Linked DNA regions of Mus musculus: region 1 is linked to region 2. Evidence: chromatin contacts called from ENCODE POLR2A ChIA-PET data. All regions are on one chromosome and are shown on one strand. Each heading gives the region's core, a stretch centred on a gene start or an enhancer-like site at or near the end of the contact. The rest is flanking DNA. Distances are from core to core; before and after follow the strand shown.

Region 1 (4,953 bases), core at 1,237-3,736, 170 kb after region 2:
TGTAACATATAACATTACTTATTATCTATTTTAATATTATTTATATTATAGATATTATTTATATTATATATAAATATTGCTCATATTTATTTACACTTAGGATTTCAAACCATTCTCAAGTATGGGCTTTGGAACAATCCATGGGAACTAGAGCAGCAGGCCTTAATGGCAGGGCCTATCATCACCCTTAGCCAATACAATTCCATTTTTAATATTTGCTTTAAATATTTGATATCAGCATAAAATTCTTAGAGGGAGAAAATTCTACTATCAAACTATTAGAAAACAACAAATTTCTTACAAGGTTATAGTGCAATCACTATAATTTCCTATTTTCTGCTTTCTTGCTATGTAGTCCAGATTGTAACCCAAACTCAAGGAAATCCACTTTACCCAGTCTGAGTGCTAAGATTACATGTGTGAAACCAAGCCAGGCTTATTTCTCATTTTAAGGAATACAAAAGAGACTGTGTATGTGTGTCTATATATGAACACGCACATGCATGCAGTAACAAAGGACATCATTTTTTCTATTTAATAGTACCTCACAGTTATTGTAATACTCATTTCTTGGATTATTAAGGTATGTAAGGTTTTACATATTTGGTGGCCATCTGTGTCTATGAGTCCTTCTCTAGAGTCTACAAGTTTTCCAAGCATGACTTAAAAACTATCCTGTACTTCTTCCATGTGCCCAGTTCCTAGAAGCTTCAATTTCAGTATGTATTGCTCATAGAATATAGAACACCATTCCCTTCTCTCTATTCTTCATTATGACCGTGAATCTTCCTTTAGGAAAACACAGACCTCTCATTCTTTCGTTCCTTATCTCTATCATTGCATCACAAATATATCTCTGTCTACAGCTGCCTTATCTTTTCTTTCTGGCTCATAATACAGCTTTTTTAATGTTCAAGTGGATTATTTTACTTAAACACTTGAGTCTATCTCTCCTTGTCTCTGAACAGGGGGAGATATTGCAGGATGCTATTGTAGTGACTTTGAACATGGAGGATGTGGACATGTGCCAAAGAATGCAGCAACCACTAAAAGTCTGGAAAAGTCAAGGAAACTCTTCTTTAAAGCCCTCAGAAGGAAACAGCCCATTAAACAGCTAATTTTAGCTCAGTAAGACTGAACTGGGGCTAGGAAGGCGTTTCAGAGGGTTGGGATGGAGAAGGGATGCCTCTGGGGACTGATCACCAAACACTGAGTTCCAGGATCAGCGGGAGAGCCTGACTCAGAAGCAAAGGTGGGTAGTGGTAAAGGAAGACCCTGACCACTACCCTTAGCCTCCAACGTGCACACACGACACATCTCCAACTAAAATATCTTCTGTCTTCCACAAGTCCAGAAACATTATGTTGATTCTGTTAAGTCTGTGGTAATATGTTACAGCCCAAATAGGAAACTAACACACAGGTAATTTGGTAGTGCATTAGAGGGGCATTTAAGTCGTTATGGTGTGAGGATAGTTTACGAAGTGTTATTAAAGATAGTGATCCCAGAGCTGACTGAAGAAGTGAGATTGTTTCAAAATGGTTCAAATGAAAGAGCAATTAAGCTGGGCAGTGGTGGCACACGCCTTTAATCCCAGCACTTGGGAGGCAGAGGCAGGAGGATTTCTGAGTTCAAGGCCAGCCTGGTCTACAGAGTGAGTTCCAGGACAGCTAGGGCTATACAGAGAAACCCTGTCTCGAAAAACCCAAAAAAACAGAAAAAAAAAAAAAACAAAAAAACAAAAACAAAAACGAGCAATTATCTGTAAGGAACACACAGGACAGAGAGCATCTCAGTAGGGCAAGATTACTTGCGTTAAATACGTCTAGTAAGAGTAAAAATTTGTACAGCAGGCACTGTTCTAAGAAGTCTTTACCCCCAAGCACACTGAGGTCTGAAGAAATTACCTTTTTGGGATAATATATGGTAATCCGCAGACATAATGAAGCAACTTGGCAGTCTCACTTAATGCCCACCAACTGCTCCTCTCCACCCTGCGAAAGAAACCTTATGAACAGAAGCAAGAAGGCCCCAAGGACTTAAAACGAACAATCACCAGTAATCAGTGATCAGAACCAGCAGAGCCTGGAATATTTTGTCGGAGAAAATGACGGTGATAATGGGTGGTCAAGACAACCTCTGGGTTTTTTGTAATTATTGAAGTTGAGCTATATCCAAGCTATATAGTTTTCCTTGACTACTCCAAATAAATCGTGACTACGTGACGAATGTCACATTTGCTGATATGATGCGAGTTCTTCTTTTCAAAATATCCGAGTAAGAGTTAAAAGGCTGGGCCTCACTCGGATCCATCAGTAAAATGCATAGCTTCGAAGTTGCTCTAAAAATGTAGGAGCCTCAGAATACTCTAACACGTTTCTCCTTTCCCAGCGGGTCTAACGGGCCGTGACTCCGCCCCGGGGCGGGCCCCACACCTCCGGCCCGCCCCGCTCCGCCCTCGTCCCCTCCCTCCCTCCCTCTCCTGCCCAGGCCGCTCAACTCGCTCACGCTCCGCTCGGCCTTCCCCGGCCCTCCCACGCCGCTCGAGATGGCCGCTGCGGTGCGGCCGGGTGCGGAGCCGTGGAACCGCGTGAGGATCCCCCAGGCGGGGAACTGCAGCACGCTGACCGTGCGGGACCCCAGCGCCACCCTGGGTGAGTGTGGCCGGCAAGGAAGTCCTAGCGTGTCTCCGGGAACCGGCGGGCGGGCTCACGTGGGACGGGGTGGGACTTCCTGAGCGCGGGGCACGCCGGGAAGGGGAGCGCCAGGCGGAAGGTCCGGCCTGGATAGTGTGGCATGAGGATTGCTGGCAAGCGCCTGGGCTTCGCCGTGACTGTGCTGGAACAGGAGAGCACGACTAGTCCCGGCCCTGCATGTGTAGCCCCCAAACGCTGCCTGGGTCCTGTGCTGTCCCCAAGGATCGGGGCTGTCACCCAAGTACCGTACGCCGGGGCTTCGGACCTCCGGCTTGTCTCTAAAATACAAGAGCTCGTTTTCCCCTTACTGGGCGAGGGAGTTACTCTGGTCTCTCGGTTCTTCTCAAGTGGGGAAAAATGAGATAGTTAGAGCAGTTTGTTTAGAAAACAGGGACTCGCAAAGAGATGTGTGTGGGGGTGGGGTCTGTGTTGTGAGTTTTAATTTAGTTTGTTAGTATATATGCTGTGGAGGTGTTAACCATATAAGAGGGATCGGGCGATTTGATTTACCCGCTCCCAAATCACGGGCCGGCTCTCGTTTGGAACGTTCTTCCCATGATCCTTTAGAAAAGCCTATTGGGTGGGTGGGACGAAAAGATGGGCCCATGCGTATGGCCAAGCCGAAATGAGGATTCTCAGGATTCACGTGGTAAAAAGCGAGAACCAACTTCTGCAAGTAATATGTTCTACATCTCCCCCTGGATTTAATGCTGTGCTACAACCCCGACCCCCCCAAAACGTAATAAAATATTCAAACCTAAATATTATAATGAGGTGGGGGTCTTTCGAATTGTGAGTTAATACCTGGGTTGCCTTAGTTTTTTGTTGTTGTTTTTGTTTTTTGAGACTGAGTTTTCTGTGTAGCCCTGGCTTTCCTGGAACTCACTCTGTAGACCAGGCTGGCCTTGAACTTAGAAGTCCCCCTGCCTCTGCCTCCCCAGTGCTGGGATTAAAGGTGTGCGCCAGAGCGAGAGCAGCCTACCTAAGCTTGAAGGATGTTTAATCACGAAGGGACATTCAGCTACCGGGAGACACAGCTACGAAATACTGTAGTTTTCACGGTTACATCCAACTTTTTGTTTTTGAAGCTGCTTTTGGTCCTATGACTGTCAGTTACTTTTTGTTATTTCTAAGACAGGTTTTACCCCAGTCAAAAATGGGGATAAAAAATAGTACCAGCTTCTTGGCCATATTGGGGAAATGAAAAGGTTGATACCACGAAGCATTTGTAACAGTGCCTGGTTTGACAGTCAAATGACCGTAGCTGTCATTACAGACACATTTGGTAATTGTTAACTAAGTACAACCTATCGAGTATTCTCACCCCTCTTCCCATCTATCTTTCCTACGCAGTTTTAAGTTCTTTCTAATTCCTTAGTCACAATTTTAAAAACAGATTACTATGGGAAATTCACCAACTCCTCATCACCCAGGTAGCTGATTTAATTTCTCCAGATAGGACAGAGCTTTTCACTTAGAATGCTTGTGTTTCCTTTCTGAGCCACCAGATGGAGCCTGACGCCTGCTTCCCAGCTGCTCATGTTCCGATTAGGAAACATTTGTATAACCATTCAGTTACATAATACAATTTCCAGTGGCCCTGGTGGTTTCTCTTTTCTGGATGTAGTTTCCCATTGATATCCACAGAGGATTGGCTCTAGGAATCCTTCCTTATAAAGAAATGTGTACATGCTCGAGTCTATATAACATGGTAGATAGTATTTGCAGTAGGACCTATCTTTCTGTATACATTAACACTATCTACTTTGCTTATGAAATCCTATACAATATGACATTACAGATGGAATTTTGGGGGGCTATATTCAGTGTGAGGTTGCTTGAATACACAGATGGTGCTCACAGGTAGAGGGCTGAATGTATTGTATATTCTTATCAAAATGTGGTATTCATGGGGCAGGAGAGATGGCTCAGTAGTTAAGAGCAGACTGCTCTTTCAGAGGTCCCGAGTTCAGTTCCCAGCAACCACATGGTGGCTCACAACCATCTGAAATGGTGCTGGATGCCCTCTTCTGGTGTGTCTGAGGACAGCTACAGTGTCCTCATAAAATAAGTAAATCTTAAAAAAGAGAAAAAAGTTGTATCCAAATACAGTTCCTTTGCCTTTGAAGGCTGTAATTGTATGCATGCTGTCTTGCTCACCTGCAGAGCAAAGTGAGGGGTTTATAGATAGATGGAACATGGCCAGGCTTTTTGATATTCGGGGTGTAAGTGCACACCAAATGATAGCTGTAAAAGC
Region 2 (5,479 bases), core at 991-3,490:
GAAGGGCCAATTATAAGACCTCAGAGAGCTCCTGGGAAACCTGTTCCACACCTCAAAGTGGCCAACCTCTTGCCTCAGAGTCACTTTAAGTAAAGCTCAGAAAACAGGACATCCAGATGTATGGACACCCAAGCCCTTCATGTTGATCTAACAAGACCTTTTTAATGGTTTCCACGCTATTCTGGAGAAGACTTATGGCCAAGGCAAAAGATGCAAAAAGAAAAAGAAAGGAAGGAGAGAGGAAGGGAAGGAGGGAATGGAAGAGGGGAAGGAGGGAGAGAGGGAAGAAGGAGGGAAAGAAGATCATGGGGCGAGGTTACTTAGATTTAGAAGCCAGTGGTAGAATAAATCAGAAGTGTTTACAATATTCAAGAATCCATGATGCTACATTCATTAAGCGATCTGTGCTTTCAAAATTCTGGACAACAAAGAGCTAGGTGACAAACGTGCTGGTCCAGGACATTTCAGGCACATGGCCTGAAGCAGAAGCACGCTTTTCCAGTCATCCGGTAAGAGGTAACTCCAGTTCACACACTTGCTGCCATGGAGCTTGCTGGGAAAGAATAAGGGAGCACACGGCACCTCACCACACCCAGAAAGTGCCTGTTTGGGATTGCTGGTATGTGGTTTGGGTATTCTTAGACGAAACTGCCACATCCCTAGAGGACAACTCTTGTTTCAAGGGACTGAGCATGGGTCACCCCATCTCCAAAAGTCAACAGAGCCACCTCCAGGTTGACCAGTCTCTCAACCCCTGAGTTCTTTTCCACCAGGAAAACCGACAGACCCTTCGTAATCCCCGCAGAAAGTTCATTTTGCCTTTCCCTTTCTTCCACAGCCTTCTCTACCACTTGACCCACAAAATCACTTCTCAACCTTCTCATAGTTAATAGAAACAAAACCCCAGTGGGACACCACACACACACACACACACACACACACACACACACACACACACACACACACCTCTTGCTGATGCTTTACTCTCACAGACACCTCTGGATGCCAATTAATTCAGTGCCTCCCATCCACCGGTCCAGCCAAGAAGATTTTTTAAGAGCTGTTTAGCTTTTGGTCTCCCTTGGTCCCTGACTTAGGATTTTCCTTTTAAAACCTCGCTGATAACTTCTCCCCTTAAAGAAGCAAATCGGTGTCGAGTGTGGGCTTGTTCCCACCGCTTGGCTGTGCAACCAGGGCACCCTGTCAGCCCTTCGGGGTGAGTTTGGGAAGATGTCTGAATCTTCCTACCACCGGAGCAGCTTCCGGGAACCGCGGGAGCTAACCGAGCCAGACCGGGCAAGAGAGGGAAGCCCGGCGGCCCTCGGCTGGGCGGAGGAGCACAAGCAGTGGCGGCTCCGGGAACTTCGTGCGGCGTCAGGCCCTGACTCTAGTCGGATCCAGTCAAGCGCTGGGATTCCGGGCAAGAGCCCAGCTCAGAGATCGGAGCGCAAGCCCGAGTCCAGCTCACCGCTCCAAGCTCCAGTCTGAGCCCCAGCCCAGCGCTCGAGCTCCAACCCAGAGATCCAAACTCCGTCTGAACCCCAACAGAACACCCTGAGCCCCAAAGTGAGCCTCCAGCTTGAAACCCAGTCAAGCACTAGGGGCCCCAACCCCGGTCCTAGCCTAGCTGCCGGAGCCCCAGGCGGAGCCCCAGCCCAGCGCTTGGAGCCCGCGCCCTGCAGCACGTCTCCCGGGAGCCCTCGGCATCCCAGGACGGGCGGCCGCCTCCCACACGCCTCCTATCCCCAAACCAACAAATAAACACAACTTTTTATGAAAAGAAAACAAACTTCAGCGACATGACTCACCTCGCCTGCAGCCGGAGCCTGGGAAGAGGGGGCCGGGACTCCGGGTCCCGCGTGGTGAAGCGGAGAAGGGCCACACGGCCCCCGCGCACACCGACACACACACGCACAGCGCGGTGACACAAGAGGACACACACCACGGCAGAGTGGCCGCAGCCGGAGCAACAAAAGAGCCCAGGACCCAGAAGTTGCGGCCGGAGGAGGAAGGGCTTGTGTGGCCGCGGCGGGTACGAGGTGCGAGAGTGTGAGAATGCGGCCGGCCGGAGCTGACACCAGCGAGACCCAGCTCAGGGTCCCCACTGCAGGAAGCCAGAGCCGTGGTGGCAGCGGCGGCAGCAGGCGGGCAAGGCAGAGGACGCCGCGCCCAGCGCACCCAATCCCTCCATATGGAAGACGCTTTTTTGGATGACTGAACTTGCAAACAATTCCTTCTTTTGCTTCTCCTGCCTAGGAGCCTCCCATTACCGCTCGAAGAGGGGAGGGGAGCCGAGGAGGCGGGGAGGAGGGGGAGGAGCAAAAGGGAGCAAAGCAAAAAAGTCTTGAAAAGGAAACTGGAGTGGGGGGGGGGGGGAGGGACCACAAGTCCCCCCCAATTTTAGAACAATTTTTCCCTTAACGCCTACTTTCTTTGCACTGCGTTAAATTCCCTCAGTCCTTCCAAATTATTTTCTTTGACCACACCAAAAGTGCCTTTCTCCCACGCGCGGGGGTGCCGGTCCACCCTGCTTAGCTTCACCTTGGACCCTTCCCTTGGCCAGCACTACCCCTCCTTCCCGTGCTGGCACCCACTTCTCAATTTCTCTATCATTCTGAACAAACAAACAAACCTACCAGATAATGCAATAAAAACAAAGTTACAATTAATAAAAGCAGGGCAATCCCCCAACCACCATCACCTAAATAAATAAATAAACAAACAAACAAATGTAAGGCAGGGCAAGGGCAATTAGGAAAATGATAAGAAACCTCATCATGGCAAAGCCATAAAACAGCCTTCCCAGACACTTGGCTGGCAGGGAAGGGTTTGCCAGGTCTTTGGCTTGACCTCCCCTTTCAGCATCCTAGGAAAGGGGTGGGGGGTGATGTCACGGAGAGTTAGTCCGTTACCTCCGTGTTGGTTGGAGAGAAAACATGCACACAGTAATTTTCAAACCCATTGTCGGGAACTTCTTTGGACAAATTGTTACAACGTAGATGGATGGGCTCCACCTCCAACTTCTGATTCAGCAAGTCTGTGCTAAGAAAGGATTTCTTTAGTTTTCAGGTGATCTGAAACTGTTAGTTCGGGTACACATTTAAAAACAAACAAACAACAACGGCAACAAAAACGCACTTTCACACACAAGCCCAATACTAAATTAAGTTGGCAACGCTAGATTTTCTAAAAATGCACCAGACTCTGTGAGAGTTTCTTATCCCTTATATTTTAGGAGTTAAGCCATTTGTCAAAGCCTTGTTCCAAGGTGGAGAGGAGGTGGCCCTTGGAGTGGGTCAGCCAGGGAAGAGCACGGTGAAGAGAGGTGCTGTCTTCCCTGAATGGCAGAACTGTGGCCTTGGGACTCAGAAAGTCACCATGTGACAGAAAAGAAATCACTTAAAAATTTTTTTTAGGTCACGGTTTTATTTTCTGTTGCTTTTGGTTGTCCTCAGCACATGATTCCAATTGAAGCAGTAGGAGGAAGGGAAAGATTCCACATTTTCCAGCATTCTTTCCTCCCCGAGTTTGTTAATTAGAGCAGGAGTCAGTCTCTGCACTGATTTATCTGGCATTTCTACATGCCTAGATTGCTGGGCATATCCCCGTGGCCAAATGGATCAAGGGGTGCCATAGTTTAATAAGACAGTGAAAGGGCTCTGAAATCCCTCTTTGAACCTCCCTCCAACCCCAACACACTTTCCTCCTTTTTAATTTCCATCAGTTTGGAGAACAGTCTGCAAGACCTGTTTCTCTCCCCCCTGTTCAGTGATGATGTTAGCCTCTGCCATCTCACTGTCCCTCTGTGGCACAACAGAGGACAGTGGGACCTGAGAACCACCCTGGGAACAGAAGTAATCCCCAGAGGAAAGGAAAACATCAGCTGACAGCTGACAGTTCCCTACTGTGTGAACACTGCCTTTCCCTAGAGCCCCAAACAGGTAATGGCCTGCTTTTCTTCTCCCCTTTCTCAAAGTTTTATTTTTTTATTTATTAAGGTTTTTAATTAATTTTATTTTCTTGTGCATGTGGGTGTTTTGGCTGCATGTGTATCTGTATACTATATAAGAGCCTGGTGCCTGTGGAGGCCAGAAGAGGGCATTGGATCTCGTGGAACTGGTGTTACAGAGAGTTGTAAATTGCCATGTGGGGGCTGGGAATTGAATCCGAATCCTCAGGAAGAGTAGCCAGTGCTCTTAACCACTGAGGTATTTCTCCAACCCCAGCTTTCTGCTTTTCAGAAGTACTTTCCAAATACCACTCCCACTGGCGATGGTGAGATTCAGTAATAACAAGGCACTTGGAGTTCTTAGATGTCCGTATTCCTACACTACCATGCACAGCCTAGCATCCCAGAGATGTCTCCTCCTACCTGCTCAACTTATTCTTCCCTTAGGGCTCTCCCTTCTTCCCACTCTGGACTTGAGGTCCACACAGTCTTTGCATTCGGAGTCAAAGCATTCATCCTTGCTCACATGTATTTAGCCAGGAGGGGGACCTTGCATCTCCCGCAGGCTGGCTGATCACCATGCCCACTTACTTGCCTGTGCTATGATTTAGGCTGAACACAGATCTGCAGCTTCAGACTCGCTGTTGGCACTCAGATGTGTTTATTGTTTTTGTGGATCTTTGTATTAGTATGACTGTGTTTATTTTTATAGCTACTGTATCTCCTCACTCCCTCTGCTTGCAGTATATTTCTTGTCCTCTAACTGCTGGTTTCTCCCTCTCCCTCTCCCTCTCCCTCTCCCTCTCCCTCTCCCTCTCCCTCTCCCTCTCCCTCTCCCTCTCCCTCTCCCTCTCCCTCTCCCTCTCCCTCTCCCTCTCCCTCTCCCTCTCCCTCTCCCTCTCCCTCTCCCTCTCCCTCTCCCTCTCCCTCTCCCCCTCCCTCTCCCTTTCCCCCTCCCCCTCCCCCCTCCTCTCTCTCCACGTTTGAGGCAAGGTTTTTCAGTACTGACTATCTGGAATTTTCTCTGTACACAAGGCTAGCCTTGAACTCACAGATGCCTCTGCCTCTGACCCTGACCCTGCCTCCTGAGTGCTGGGATTAAAGACTCACACCACCAACATCACCAGTTTCTTAACTCACATCATTCCACCTTAGCACACCAGCCATCTTGAAACAGTTAGATGCACTGTGACCTGAATATGGAACTCTCCTATACGATGTGTTGTTAAAGGTAATCTACTTCTGGCTTTGGAGAGACTTTATGAGCACCAAGAAGGAAGAGTTTAGTATTATTTTTAAATAAATTATTAATTTATTCTACTGGGAAGTGGAAGGGCAGACAGGAACTACAGGTCTATGTTGCATCACTGCCATTAGGTCAGAGTGCAGTGAATAACACTGCTCCCCTTTTGATGACCTTCAGGCACCCCTAAGTGTTATACAACCTGAGGACTACTTAGTTACAGAGAGTTCCTGTGGGAGATTGTGCAGGGAGAACTATTGTGGAATAGACAGAAAGTGACAGGGAGT

Evidence for each region. ChIA-PET counts read pairs that join two places held with the same protein, here RNA polymerase II (POLR2A).
Region 1: POLR2A ChIA-PET joins it to region 2 with 12 read pairs in Patski. The contact joins the promoter of Nepro here to the promoter of Boc in region 2. POLR2A ChIA-PET finds 5 or more read pairs at or near these places in 2 of 5 experiments (Patski and embryonic stem cell).

What each region holds. Positions count from the first base shown.
Region 1 is chr16:44,721,815-44,726,767 of GRCm38, forward strand. Nepro (nucleolus and neural progenitor protein) reads left to right here and starts at 2,487. Exons shown (of 9, transcript NM_145972.4): 1 at 2,487-2,654. The coding sequence starts at 2,549.
Region 2 is chr16:44,556,630-44,562,108 of GRCm38, forward strand. It overlaps Boc (biregional cell adhesion molecule-related/down-regulated by oncogenes (Cdon) binding protein), which reads right to left and starts at 2,241. Exons shown (of 19, transcript NM_172506.2): 1 at 1,809-2,241. It overlaps Mir3081 (microRNA 3081), which reads right to left and starts at 1,500; the gene lies at 1,417-1,500.